Regions from separate parts of the Homo sapiens genome. Here region 2 is linked to region 1. Evidence: chromatin contacts called from ENCODE Hi-C or POLR2A ChIA-PET data. All regions are on one chromosome and are shown on one strand. The core of a region is the stretch at or near the end of the contact, and the rest is flanking DNA. Distances in the headings are between cores, read along the strand shown. Region 1 overlaps PDE4D (phosphodiesterase 4D). Region 2 overlaps PDE4D (phosphodiesterase 4D).

Region 1 (6,307 bases), core at 3,742-6,241:
GCATCTACTATATATTAAGTGCTACTGTAGCTATGGAGATACAACAAGACAATAAATATGAACTTTTGTTGGAGTTCACATTCCAGTCGAAGGGATATGAATATTAAACAAAATAAATAGGTAAATTAGAAGGTATATCAGAAAATGACAAGGACAATAGAGAAAACTTTAGCAGGGGAGTCTGGGAGTGGGGTTAGGGATTAAAACTGCAGTTCTCAATCTAATGGATAGAAAATGTTACATTGAAGTAGCTTTGGGGTGAAGCCTTGAAGGAAGTGAGCCACGCAGATAACTGGGTAAAAGCATATCATTCTCTTGTTTAGATATAAATGTGCTGAGAAAAAAAAAGTATTTTCTATATATAAGACTATTCCTCTGAAGCAGTAGCATGCAGATGACTGGGAATTGTAGAAGAGGTGTCAATGCCAACAATTTGAAGAAAAATAACATATTTTAATGTTGAAACAAATAGAGAAAAGTAAGGGATTGAAGAGATATTTTAAAGAGAAAACTGAAGGTGTTAAAAATGTGCATCTGATACCATAAATCCAGGCTACTCTTCCAGACACCAGGCTCACATGTTCAATTTCTTCTGGCATGAAAAATTCCAGTGGAAAAAGTCAAAGAAGCTCTTATCTCTTCGCTGAAGCAGTCATGCTAGGGTAACAGCTGAATTCAGGAAAACTTAAGGAAACTAACTTTCACTGCACTCATACTATATGTAAAACATCATACACATAATATGAATGTCCAATTTTAGAAGTATTTAAAAAACATGGATTTTATATAGCTCTAAGCCACATGAGGTGTGTATGAGGTTGGGGGTAGTGAAGCTCAAAATTGTAAGCTAGACACTTCTTGAAAAAAAAACTAAATGCAGCCTTCACTAATGGCAATAGGTAGAAAGAGAAAGAGCATGAGCCAGAAATACTCATATTTAAATCAAATTATGGCTCTGTGCTCTGTGGTCATGAGGAAACTGCTTAATATCATTTACTTCATTTATTAAATGAGTCTATTAGCAACAACACATGTCAAATTCCTAACATGGTACCTGTCCATCCTTCACCTTATGAGATTATTAAATTATTAAATTTTGCCTTTTGAGCAAAAATATTGATTTATTGAAAATACGGCCTAAAATATATGCCAATTATGCTACTTACTATAATAGTTTAACATACAACAGCTTGAAAATAGTATAATTCTTTCTTCACATGAGCCATGTTATGATTTCCAGTAATTTGGGACCCACTGGTATGTGGGATTCATTACAATGTTCTTCAAAATTATTTCATTTATTACATGGACTTTGTTTAAGGAAACGAACAGAAAAAAATTAAATGTTTGTTTTGGAGAAGTTTCATGCTGTTAACTTCAAAGCCCCTAAGCCTCCAGTGGCCCTCTTGGATATAAGCCACAGATATGAGCGTGAATGACGCTGGTTGTTCTACATGAAACTTCCTGATGTGAAAACTTTTCACCTATAACCTCAAAAGTCAGCTATAGCTAATAGCTCATGAGTATGTTTCCACAATACTGAACATTTTGATAAAATACACTTTAAAGACTTCCTGATTAGAAAAGATTAAAAAAAAATGTTTTCCTAGGATTATACTGGAAATTTTGAGAAGCTTCTTACAGCACTCAAAAAGAGTTCTTGTGTATTTGTTGTTGTCTGGAACGACATCATCAAGGATCAATCACATTCTTTAAGGGCTAAGTACGTTCACAAAATTTCCATTTTTCTCTCCAAAGCACATGGAAATAATTTACATATAAATGAAGAAACATGCCACCCTTTAAAAATACCAGTTTCTTGACATATAGTCCAATGGATTGCTACAATTTCAAGTCTTTAATAGATTCAAGTTGAAAGGAATGGCATGTCATTTGAAAGCGTTTCCAAAGCACAAGGGCAGCCTTGTTTTGCAATGTTTCTGAAATATTTGGTTTAGGACATGGCACCAGAGGGCTTGGCAGTGAATACTCCGAAGAAATGTAAAGTTTAATCAATCCATGAAAATCAGTCCCAGATGTGGCTTACGAGTGACACCATGTTTTTAAACATAATCTGGCATAAAAAGTTCAAAGGTAATAGATATCAGAAATATATTCCTAGTGATAAAACTGTAGGTAAAGTTTATTTAAACCTTTATTATGAACCCACTACACGCATTATCTGTTTTATGTCTTATAGCATGTAAAAAGGTGAGAAAAACATACTGTCCTGAATATGCTACCAATCAGGTAGATGAAAGCACAAAAAAAACCCATTCATTCATTCACTCACTCATTCATTCAACAAGTATGTATTGAACTCCAATTCAGGGTTAGATACTCTTTTGGCACCATGACTGTGAGATCTGGTTCTTGTTCTCCGCTATCTCTGCGACTTTTCATCTTTAGTGGGGAGAAAAGACAGGTAAACAGTTGATTAAAACCTAGTAAGAATTAGGTTCAAGTTTTCACAGGATGTGGTGAAGCTCAGAGGAGAGAGCAGAGCACTGGTCCAGTTCTCAGGTCTGGGGCCTGGAGGAGAATTGCCAAGGGAGATAGAGATTGAGCATAGTCAGGGAAGGGTAATCCCAGCAGATAAAGCAAACTGTGTAAATACGGGGAAAAGCTAGCAGGAAACAGGCAACAATAAATTCATTGTTTCTGGAGACAGTCTTAATGGGACATGGCAAACAGAGAGAGGATACTAGTGAGAGAGCCAGGTGCTGCGTTCCTGATGGCCAAAAGGTCTTGTTGGAGAGTTTGTATTTTATCTTCAGGGATCTGGAAAGCCTTGAAAGATTTCAATCAAAAAGATATTTAAAAACATGACAGAGTAAGAGAACACTAAGTTCCTCACTTAAAAGTTATGGCAGACATTTCAAAACTGTTCACCAATTTCCAGTTTTCTTCTTCCAACCCCACAGGAAAATTGTACTTCCCTGCCTCTTTGAGGTTAACAAAGTTGCATTGCTTTGGAAAATGAAATATGATCCACTTTTCGGGGTGGAAGCATTTAATTGTGACTTCTGGAATCTCTAACCCTTTCTTCTGTCATGGTGAAGGTAGACACCTGTGGTTTATATGGCGGCATTGCTTTTGGCAATCACATGGAGACTGCTGGCCTGCGGGGTTCTCAGATCCACAGTGGGGTCGTCCGTTATTGGAGTATTATTTTGCCTACCATGACTAGTACACGTATTCAAGTAATGGAGATATTCTTATAATTAACAAGCTACTAGCTCTGATTTGTAATTTGCTCAATTAGACAAAGTTAAGTGTGTTCCTTGTTAAAAGTATTCACCTGTCTAAAGTTTCTTGTCTTAGTAAAGCAAGTCACCGCTTCCAGATTTTGGAAGTGGTAATTAACAGCGTTTTGCTTATGGATTTACTTATAATTAGTTTTTGTTTTTGGAAATTTGAAAAATGCAAAGTTTAAAGAAGAGGGTGTACATTTATTCTAATTACTTTTAGAAAGAAGTAGTACATCAGTAATATGGTCTCAGTGTTAAAATATTTTAAAAGGGACCAGGCATGGTGGCTCACGCCTGTAATTCCAGCACTTTGGGCAGCCGAGGCAGGCAGATCACCTGTGGTCAGGAGTTTGAGACCAGCCTGACCAACATGGCAAAAACCCGTCTCTACTAAAAATTCAAAAAAATTAGCCAGGCATGGTGGCATATGCCTGTAATCCCAGCTATTTGGGAGGCTGAGGCCGGAGAATTGCTTGAACCCGGGAGGCAGATGTTGCAGTGAGCTGAGATCGCACCACTGCACTCCAGCCTGGGCAACAAGAGTGAAACGCTGTCAAAAAAAAAAAAAAAAATTAAATAAAATGTAGATTAACTCCTGAAAGTGAATACTGTACATGTTTGCATGCATTTTATTCTTTGTACCTTGTGACTGCTGGCTACTTACTGCCTTCCTCCTGATACCAGTTTTTCTCTACTGCATATGTCAATAAATGTTTAGAAATGCTTGAAGAATACAGAGAAAGCCCAAAGTGTTTTTTGTTTTGTTTTGTTTTGTTTTGTTTTTTTCAGAAATGCATCTAAGTGTCTCCTTACAAAATGAGAGAATTCATTGATTAGCCATTCTTTGGACATGCTCTTAAACGTCCTCTACCAGAAGGAATTTCATATTCCTATCACAAAAGGGAAATTGCTTATTCTTATGTTTATAACACCAGATCTTTTATTTGATATATACTATGTGTATATATTATACAAATAAGCTCTTTATAAAAGATAACCATGAAGGAATTATTTCCTGAAACGGCAAAATATAAATTTGCCTGTAAAATCAGAATGCCCTAGCCAATCTTTTGAGATTTGACCAGGATGATCCTGTGGGTAAGGAAACTAACCCTTTCAAATTGCATGAAAATTAGAAGACAAATGAAGATGTTGTGAATGGAAATTCATTTCCAAATAAACCACTGGGATAAAAATCATTAGAATAATGCTAGTTTCAAAATCTATGTTTTTCCGTCTCTTTGTCACTCACAATTATTTCAAATATGTTCACTTTAAAGTACAGTATATATACCTAGTTAGGTTGAGTCATGTTTTAGAAAAATTCCTTAGAGTTTGTTTTTAAGCAAAACAGGACTGTTTTAAACAAAGCAGAACCTTAACAGGAAACTGATAACAGTGGCCAAGAAAAGCATCTTATTTTCTATTTTCTGTGTATTAGAAAGAAACCCTATTTCTCACTTCCTCATATGGTAATTATATCTCGGTGGAATTGAATCCTCAGGACAACAGGGCATGTTATTGTGAGATATTTTACACCTGGCTTAACCATTCTGTAAAATCAGAGATAGTGACTAGCCCAGAGGCTCTGTCTCACTTCCTTCCGGTGTTGCTTAGCTATTGATAAATATTAAGGTGCATGTGATTTGGCTGCTAAAATGAAGAAAGGATGTCAGAAGGCTATCAGTTTGCTGAATCAAACAGCATTGCCACAGGGCTCCAAGCTGGCAGGGCCCCTCTGGGCATTGCCAGGTCACCAAGGAAGTGGCTGGGTGAGGTGGCAACAGGTGTCAGACATGCTGCTGAGCAGATGATCTCAGCAGGCCTGAGGACAGAAGAGAAGGTTACCACACAAAGTGCTTAGCTGTGACCGCAGAGGAATTTCAGCATCAAAGGAATTTGAGTAGAAAAAGGTTTCAAATTTCAGTTAACCCAGGGTTGAAGCAGCAGGACTCATTGATAGAAAGAGAGAAGCAAATAAAAGCCCACACTAGTTAACATAACTCTCAAATAAGAATGCAATTATCTGCAGCCACAGTAGCCCATGGAAAGATATCCCTAACCAGTCATTCAGTTGAGACATAGGGACATCACCTGGGTGGAAAGGACCCTTACAGGTTGTGAAGGAATTATAAGTGACCATTAGTGAGTGGTCACTATGTACCAGACACAGCTGTAAGTGCTTTATGGCCATTAATTCATTCCATCTTCACAACAACACTCTGAGGTAAGTATTCATATTTGCCTTATTGTACAGAGGTAGAAATGGAATCATAAAAAAGTGAAGACATCAGCCCTAGCTGATACAGCAAGTACAGAGGAGAGCCAGAATATAAACCTAAGAAGTCTGTCTGTATAAACCATGCTCTTAGCCACCAAGTTTCACCATCCCTCACAGGGAGAAAACTGCAGAGCAGAAAAGTTCTGGTCTTACTCCTAAGAAGAGATGCACATTACATACATGAAAAGATACCAAACATGACAACATAGAAAATGATGGATGCCAAGTGAGTGCCAGGAACTATAGAGCTGTTGAAAGAGATTCATTGCAAAACAGGTTGGAATAAGCAAGACAAACTTGAGAAGTGGATTCTCACATTGAGTGTGAACAAGCAGGGGCAGTGTGATGTGGAGGAAGGGAGCATGTACTCTACAGGCTTTAGCTTCAGAGGGGCTTGGGTTCAAATCCCAGCTCTGCCACTTACAAGTCATGTGAGCTTGGGGAAGTTACTTATTCTTTGTTTTCTAGTTTTCCTATCTGCAGGGATAGAAAAATGCTATTTCAAAACACTATTCATGAAGATCAAGCAAAATTAGTTATAAGCAGGTCTCAGCATACTTGGTACAAGGTACACATTTAATATGTGTACTATTATCCAACTAGGGAGAGATAGAAAGGGAGCTTCAGGTGAGAGGAACAGCATAAAAAATGATCCGCAAAAGCCAGAAATAAAACTTCTATGAGCTCAGTTCAAGCTGACTGGGTAGGTAAATGTCTGCCATGAACTTGGAAGTGAGAGAGAATCTCCCTTGGACACTCATTAAGGGGCCTCAAA
Region 2 (6,707 bases), core at 3,195-5,694, 220 kb after region 1:
CATATAGACATCCTCGAGTCTGAAAAACCTGTTCCTTTGTGATTTTCTAAGAACTATGTTGTTTTGATTGATTTTTAGAAGTTCTTTATAGTTTCTAGATGTGAGGCCTTTTCAGATACAAGTATTGCTAATATCTTAGGCTTAGTACCCACTTTTTAAACGGGAACTTGACAAATCTGGGATTTTAGTGTAGCACGTAAGTGTTCAATACATGTTTGGTTAAATAATTCCCCGTAAAAGATACTGACATGGAGAGATTACATGAGCCCCTGGATACTTAAGCCATATATTACTTTTATATGGAACCATTTCAGAGAAGGAAGTCTCTCATTTTGTCTTAATAGCATGTTTCACTATCTCACAGGCCCATAAATAGCCTACTCCAGTGATTACCACCTTTTCTGGAGTTGCAAGACCAGGAAGATCAGAATCACAGACTTTTGAGATTATAAAGGAATTTAAAGTCCTAATGGTCCTGTCCACCTTACTAGTATACATTACATATGATACCCAGCAGCATCCTTTCTGCCAAAGTAATACAGTTTATGCATTCATTTAAGAAATAGTAAATGATAAGCAATTTTGCTATAACAACTCATGAGAATTTTATGACTGTATTTGGAGACTTGTGGGAATAAAGACCAGCAATGAAAGACAAGGAAATGTAAATCCAATTTATGTAATAGAATATGATGACCCAACATCTCCTTTTTGCTCTGTGGGTTTATATTGGCCCCCCTTCACCCATGCTTTGGACTTTACCATTTCCTTCTCTTCCTCCTCCAACTTCCCTTTGCATCCTGGCCCCTTCCAAACTATGTGAGTATGGATGTGTTAATGTATTACTCCATCCAAAGGACTATAACTCATATTACCCAGGAGATTCTAGAAACAATGTCTGAACACATCACAGAAACTAAAATGAGGAGAAGCTCAGGCACTAGCAGAAGGCCTGGTTTTGGTATTCTTCCATCTACAGCTGTACAGCTGCATTCTTAACCTTGGCTGCATATTAGAATCACCCGGAGAATTTTATAAATTTCAGTGCCTGGGCCACACCACCCCAGACCAGATAAATAAGAATCTCTCAGGGTGTGACCCAGGCATCAGTTTTTTTGTAAAACTCCTCAAGTTATTCCCATGTGTAGTCAAGATTTGGAGCCATCCCAGGTTGAGGTGTATTGATATAAACCAGCATCCACATCTATAAATTAAGGCCATTTATTTTACACAGTCTTGAATAAAAAATGAGCATCTGTCTTCCACTACTGTGAGGAAGCACAGTCCCTTAAAGTAATGGTAGGTAATAATTCTTTCCTTCTCTGGGCTACATAATCTTGGCTCTTCTCTCATGCTTTCACTCTCTTAAACTTCCTTCCTCAGGCTCCTGTACCAATCTTCAATTCACTTGGGATGTCCTAGTCTAAAACATTTATTTCATTTGAAAGGAAAAATATCAATTTCTATCTAAATTGGAGTAAGATTCCATTCAGATGTGTTTATTTACAAAACATAAGTTGTTATTTATCTGTGTTTAATTGATCCTGGAACATTCCATGTAAAGAACATTCCATGTAAAGAACCAGGCAACTTGGCCAGGCATGGTGGCTCACACCTGTAACCCCAGCACTTTGGGAGGCCAAGGCAGGTGAATTGGTTGAGACCAGGAGTTCAAGACCAGCCTGGGCAATATGGCGAAACCCTATCTCTACAAAAAATTAGTGGGTATGGTGGTGTGCACCTGTGGTCTTAGCTATTTGGGAGGCTGAGGTGGGAAGATGGTTTCAGCCTGGAAGGTCAAGGCTGCAGTGAGTTGGTAATTGGGCCACTGCACTCCATCCTGAGTGACAGAGTGAGACAATCTCAAAAATAAAAAAATAAAAATAAAACCAGCCAACTTGTCTGAGCTCACAAAGGTTTTAGGACTCATCTGTGTAAGAGAGAAGTCACTGCATATCAGGAAACAGGATGAGGAGTTCCCTCCCATAACCCACAGCTCTCCAAGAGAACAAAGAGGTACATGTCTCTGATTCCCAAAAGTAACTTCCTTTTTTTTTTTTTAAAAAAAAAAAGGGGATTGTGCTTTTCAAATTTATGGATGTAAATAAAAGACCTCAGGAATTCATGGATTAGGAGCAAAAGATTAAAGTCAGTACAAATGATATTCTAAATAGGCAGAATGGGTTCAAATTCCTCTCAATTCTTTCTGATTGAATGAAAAGTAAAGAATAAAATCTCTGGCAGAAGAATATAATGAAGGGCATGGTGTGGAACAGGTTGAAACCTGCATTTCTCAAATCCGTATTGTATAAACCAGGCATTACCTTTTGTATTTGTTAAGCTAATTTGTTTTAATATTAGTATTGAAAACATGTTTGGGTTGCTATTAACATAGGAATTAGGCAGTATTTTGGAGAGCCTCTTTTGAGGGAACAAATGTACAATCAGTCATTAAAAATGTAAAAGAAAATACAAATTATAGTTTTCTAGCAATAAATTGATATCAAGCCTGTTTTAAAATGGGTGATGTGGTTTGGCTGTGTCCCCACCCAAATCTCATCTTGAACTGTAGCTCTCATGATTCCCATGTGTTGTGGGAGGGACCTGGTGGGAGATAATTGAATCATGGGGGCAATTTTCCCCATACTGTTCTCATGGTAGTGAATAAGTCTCACAAGATCTGATGGCTTTATAAGGGGAAACCCCTTTTTCATGGTTTTTCTCTCATTTTCTCTCATGTCTGCCACCATGTAAGACATGCCTTTTGCCTTCCACCATGATTGTGAGGCCTCCCCAGTCACGTGGAACTGTAAGTCCCTTAAACCTGTTTTTCTTTATAAATTACCCAGTCTTGAGTATGTCTTTATCAGCAATGTGAGAATGAACTAATACAATGGGCAAATATTTAGGAAAATTTTACTCAATACAAAGAAATCCTGGCCTCAAAACTGACATGATTTTTACATATACAATATCATGTACAAATAGTTTATAACTTAATCCACATTCTCTTCTTTCATAAGCATATAAGAAGAATACAAGCATACCTGTGGTATGGGAAATGGAAAGACTACTTACTATTCCCAATTTTGAGTAAACCTAGCTTTCATTTGTGATTATAAGAAATGTTTTTCCTAGTAAAATTCTGACCATAATATTTCTAAAAATTAACACTTCATTCATTGATTCACTAACTCATTCATACAGCTAACGTTTATTGAGCACCTACTAGGTTCTAAGAATGTATTAGTGGAAAAAGCACAAAGATATATAGATCTGGATCACTGACCTCTCCTACTACTCAGAAAGGAATCTGACCCATTATGTAACAGCCAAGAATGGTGAGCTACTGAAACACTCTTTCACCTCTTGGTATTTCAGAGGATGAATATGAGGAAGAGGATGCTATGTACATGATTAGTGGACAGACAGGTGGCTGTTTTAAGAACCACCTCTAGACAAAATAATTTGCAATAGCTCTGATAAGAAAGATGTCAACACAATTAGCTTTTGCATGCATTTTAAAAATTTTGGTATGGACTTTCCAGTGAAGGTTTTGTAAACTGATATCTCATCCATACCGAAGGATGGTACCATGTTTTTGCCGGTGGTACTCTAATGTTCAAATTTGTGAAGTAAAGTATGTGGTTTACTTGTGATGCAACTCCTGCATTTGTTGCCAATGGCAATGGTTGTTTTCTTCATTAGGTTTCATATGGTTGGTCAGGTTATGTCATGAGAATTGTATTGAGAAAAATTATGAGTTTGTTGAGTGCCAGCTCTCTGCAGTGAGAATGGTTGGGGGGTGAGGGTGGGGGGAACTGGCAGTGTTTCTTCTGGTAGGTGAACAGAAATGCAGACTCGTGGGCACTCTACACAAGCCTTTCCACATCAACTGGCCTCCCCTCTCCCCATCCCCGGCATCTATTTTCTAGCCTTTAGAAAATTGCATACATGTGTCTGGAAAGTTCCATCGATCAGCTCTTTCTGCAGCACTCCACATTTCTGTGGCTTCAGAAAACCTTGAATTGTAATCTCCCTCTTCTCTCAGGATGCATCACTGAGAAAAACTTAAATCAACTATAATTTTCAACAGATTCTAAACAGGGATTTAGAAAGATAAGGTGGTTACTGAATTGAATTAAAATAAATTCAGGCTGTAGTCCAATTGCTTCCAGCTCTTCCCCTCCCTCTGTGGGCTAACAAGTGTTTCCAAAGCCATAGGGCATTAAGAATCCTGAAACAGCTAATTAACAGGGCTGCTCTACATCACATGAAGCATGTGGGTTCCAGGCAGCTGTAAAACCTCAGCTTCCTGAGGCTATCCGAGTGATGATGAAGCACTTGGAATTGGATCTTGACATTCTGCTACCTGCCTGTGGCAGAAAATAACCTTTTTAACAGGGACTTTAGGCGAGGATAGTACTTTGGGCACAAAAAAGTCTCATTGCCATGACTATGAAAAAGTACATGAACATTTCCTCATGTTCAGACTGTGACTCATGACTGGCCTGTTAACGGACAGAGGAAGCCTCAGGCGTTCTCTTGACACATCGTCCAACCAAGTGAAATACGGGATTGGTGAGATGCTTTTTCATAGCTTTGAATCAAGTATCTTCCAAAAGGCAGATAAAACCAAGATAAAAGAGGTCATTGATGCCCTTTTTCAACATTTTTTTTTCCACCTATCTAAAGATTTCGCCAGGAGAAATAGAGGGCTAGCCTACTATATTTCACAGGGAAATAAACAAAAGCGATAATAAAAACTTAGCATTTTTTCAAAAACATTGGACATGTTGACATGAATTGGTCTCATCTCACATAGATCTGAGTATAAATTATGTGCTTTATTAATAAAATATTCTGTCACACTGACAATGTCTTATCTCTTGCCTCCAGCCTATAATCCATTTCCCATAACGTTATAACAAAAGTCTTTCTAAAACGTGTCATTCCTCTACTTGAATAACCTTGATTTCTTCCTCTATTTCATGGTAGATAATCTGCACATTTCTTATGCGCCTTATACCAAGGCTTTCACTACCGGATTCACAGCTCTGTAACTTCGTCTCAGGGGACTGGGGAGAATATTCTGGAGCTACAGAAATTTAGTTGCCGACATGCCATGTCCATTTAAACCTATTACCACATCTTCCCATTCACTTTCTTTCTGCTGAGTTCTTCGTTTTATCTTAAGGTGCTGATTCAATGTCACTTGCTTTGGGAATACTTTCTTCACCTCTCAAACAGAAGGAATCACACCCTTTGTCACTTGTATTCACTACTCTATCACCCATACACATGGGTAGGTCTGTGACTTACCTTTTTGTCCCAGATGTCTTTATTATCATCTGTAATATACAGAAGGAAGGTGATAAATGACTTGCTGAAGGATAGATGGACAGATAAATGGATGGAATTAGATCATTGAACTATACCTAAAAGCTCTTATAATTCTATATTTTTATGATTTATTTTTAATGAGGAGCTTTTGAAGTGATTACTAGAAAATATACCAATTAGCGACCACAATTAATATTCAGTGACATTTAAAATTTCAAGTGAGATTTTAATTCACTCCTTGAATTTGTATGTCTTTTATATAGGCATCTCACTACAACGACCTTAGAGGTGGCATAAACTGAAATATAAAAGCTGGGTCTATCAAGCAACTAAAATCTGATTTGATGGTTAAAAGGTAAGAGACACATCTTAAAAATGCATATGTAAAGCCAAAAGCTGGGAATGATGCTAATATATTGAGTGACATATAAGCATAGAAAATCATCCACAGATGCTAACAGTAGGCTGAATTAAAAGTATAATAGGAACAAGGTAAAGCACAACATTTACTTAAAATAACAAGCTATGTATAAAACCCAACATTCTCAGCAATAGAAAAATGAAAAAAATGCATTCTAGTATGGTGTATCTCTATAAGATAGACATCATGGAAGACTTTAAAATGATGGCTTTGATGAAGTTTAACATGTTTAATGATTTCATAAAAATGTTCATGGTACAGTGTCATTTCAAAGAAAAAAAAGAGACAAGGTTTGAAAAGGTCTAGTTAAAGACTATTTGCAGGGGATTTAGTGACCTCTTTGGAGAGAGCTCCTTGTACTGAAGAAGGAGCTGGGCACATAGAGCTGAGCCCAATAACAAAACCTTGGCTGTCTGAAGGAAGGAGGCATTCTAAATGGAATATGGCAGCTGCACTTGAATGCTTTTCCAGGGATGAATCTCTGGATCCTGGGAGAAGCAGAGAGCTTTTAAGTAAAGAGATGTTGCATATAATTCCGTACAGTATCAGGAACAAAGTGAGAAATTTTAACATCCATTGGAGCAGCTACAAAGCCAAAGCATGGCCTTGTGATAGCTGCTTGACTCCCTGGGTAACAATGAGACCTAATAAGCCTTGGGGAGTCCAGAGAGCTGCTGGTTCTGGTGGAAGAGCAGTGGTTCCAAGAAGGGGGATGTGTTCCTGTGGGACACATTTAGAACTCCCAGAAATAATGAAATAGATTGTGTAGAAGAATTGCTTCAGCAAATGTGGGAAAAAACTAATGAAATTTAAATTATTATAGTTAATGTAACCTCCCTTGTTGCATTAGGCTAGAAAGTCCTGGCAAAATTTAAAGATTCCCTTACATAGCTATAGAATAGGAAAAATTAGAAAGTTCACTTATCAAAAGCTTGTTATAGGT

The links. Hi-C counts contacts between places; a loop is a spot of excess contacts on that map. ChIA-PET counts read pairs that join two places held with the same protein, here RNA polymerase II (POLR2A). Pooled maps may share reads with other maps.
Region 2: a map of PC-9 shows a loop between it and region 1 (15-fold over the local background). The contact joins two enhancer-like sites. A Hi-C loop is called at or near these places in 4 of 168 maps with a recorded cell type or tissue (B cell, OCI-LY7, PC-9 and 1 more), 12 of 37 single-sample maps with no recorded cell type and 9 of 50 pooled maps. POLR2A ChIA-PET finds 5 or more read pairs at or near these places in 1 of 52 experiments (HEK293T).

Annotation. Positions count from the first base shown.
Region 1 is chr5:59,558,125-59,564,431 of GRCh38, forward strand. All of the region lies in intron 1 of PDE4D (phosphodiesterase 4D), which reads right to left. LOC107986347 (a long non-coding RNA gene) reads right to left here. Exons shown (of 2, transcript XR_001742409.2): 1 at 2,342-6,307; 2 at 433-669. Among named protein-coding and RNA genes, the nearest start is that of MIR582, 140 kb to the right of the region's middle. RefSeq lists an enhancer at 4,774-5,424. Within about 2 kb of position 4,992, at least 11 of the 41 ENCODE cell types and tissues checked have a DNase peak (open chromatin) inside an H3K27ac peak, as active enhancers do; they include PC-9 and endothelial cell of umbilical vein, where a contact is called at or near this core.
Region 2 is chr5:59,782,192-59,788,898 of GRCh38, forward strand. The region is part of intron 1 of PDE4D (phosphodiesterase 4D); the gene reads right to left. It overlaps LOC105378988 (a long non-coding RNA gene), which reads left to right. Exons shown (of 2, transcript XR_001742413.2): 1 at 1-5,698. Among named protein-coding and RNA genes, the nearest start is that of MIR582, 82 kb to the left of the region's middle. Within about 2 kb of position 4,445, at least 5 of the 41 ENCODE cell types and tissues checked have a DNase peak (open chromatin) inside an H3K27ac peak, as active enhancers do; they include PC-9 and endothelial cell of umbilical vein, where a contact is called at or near this core.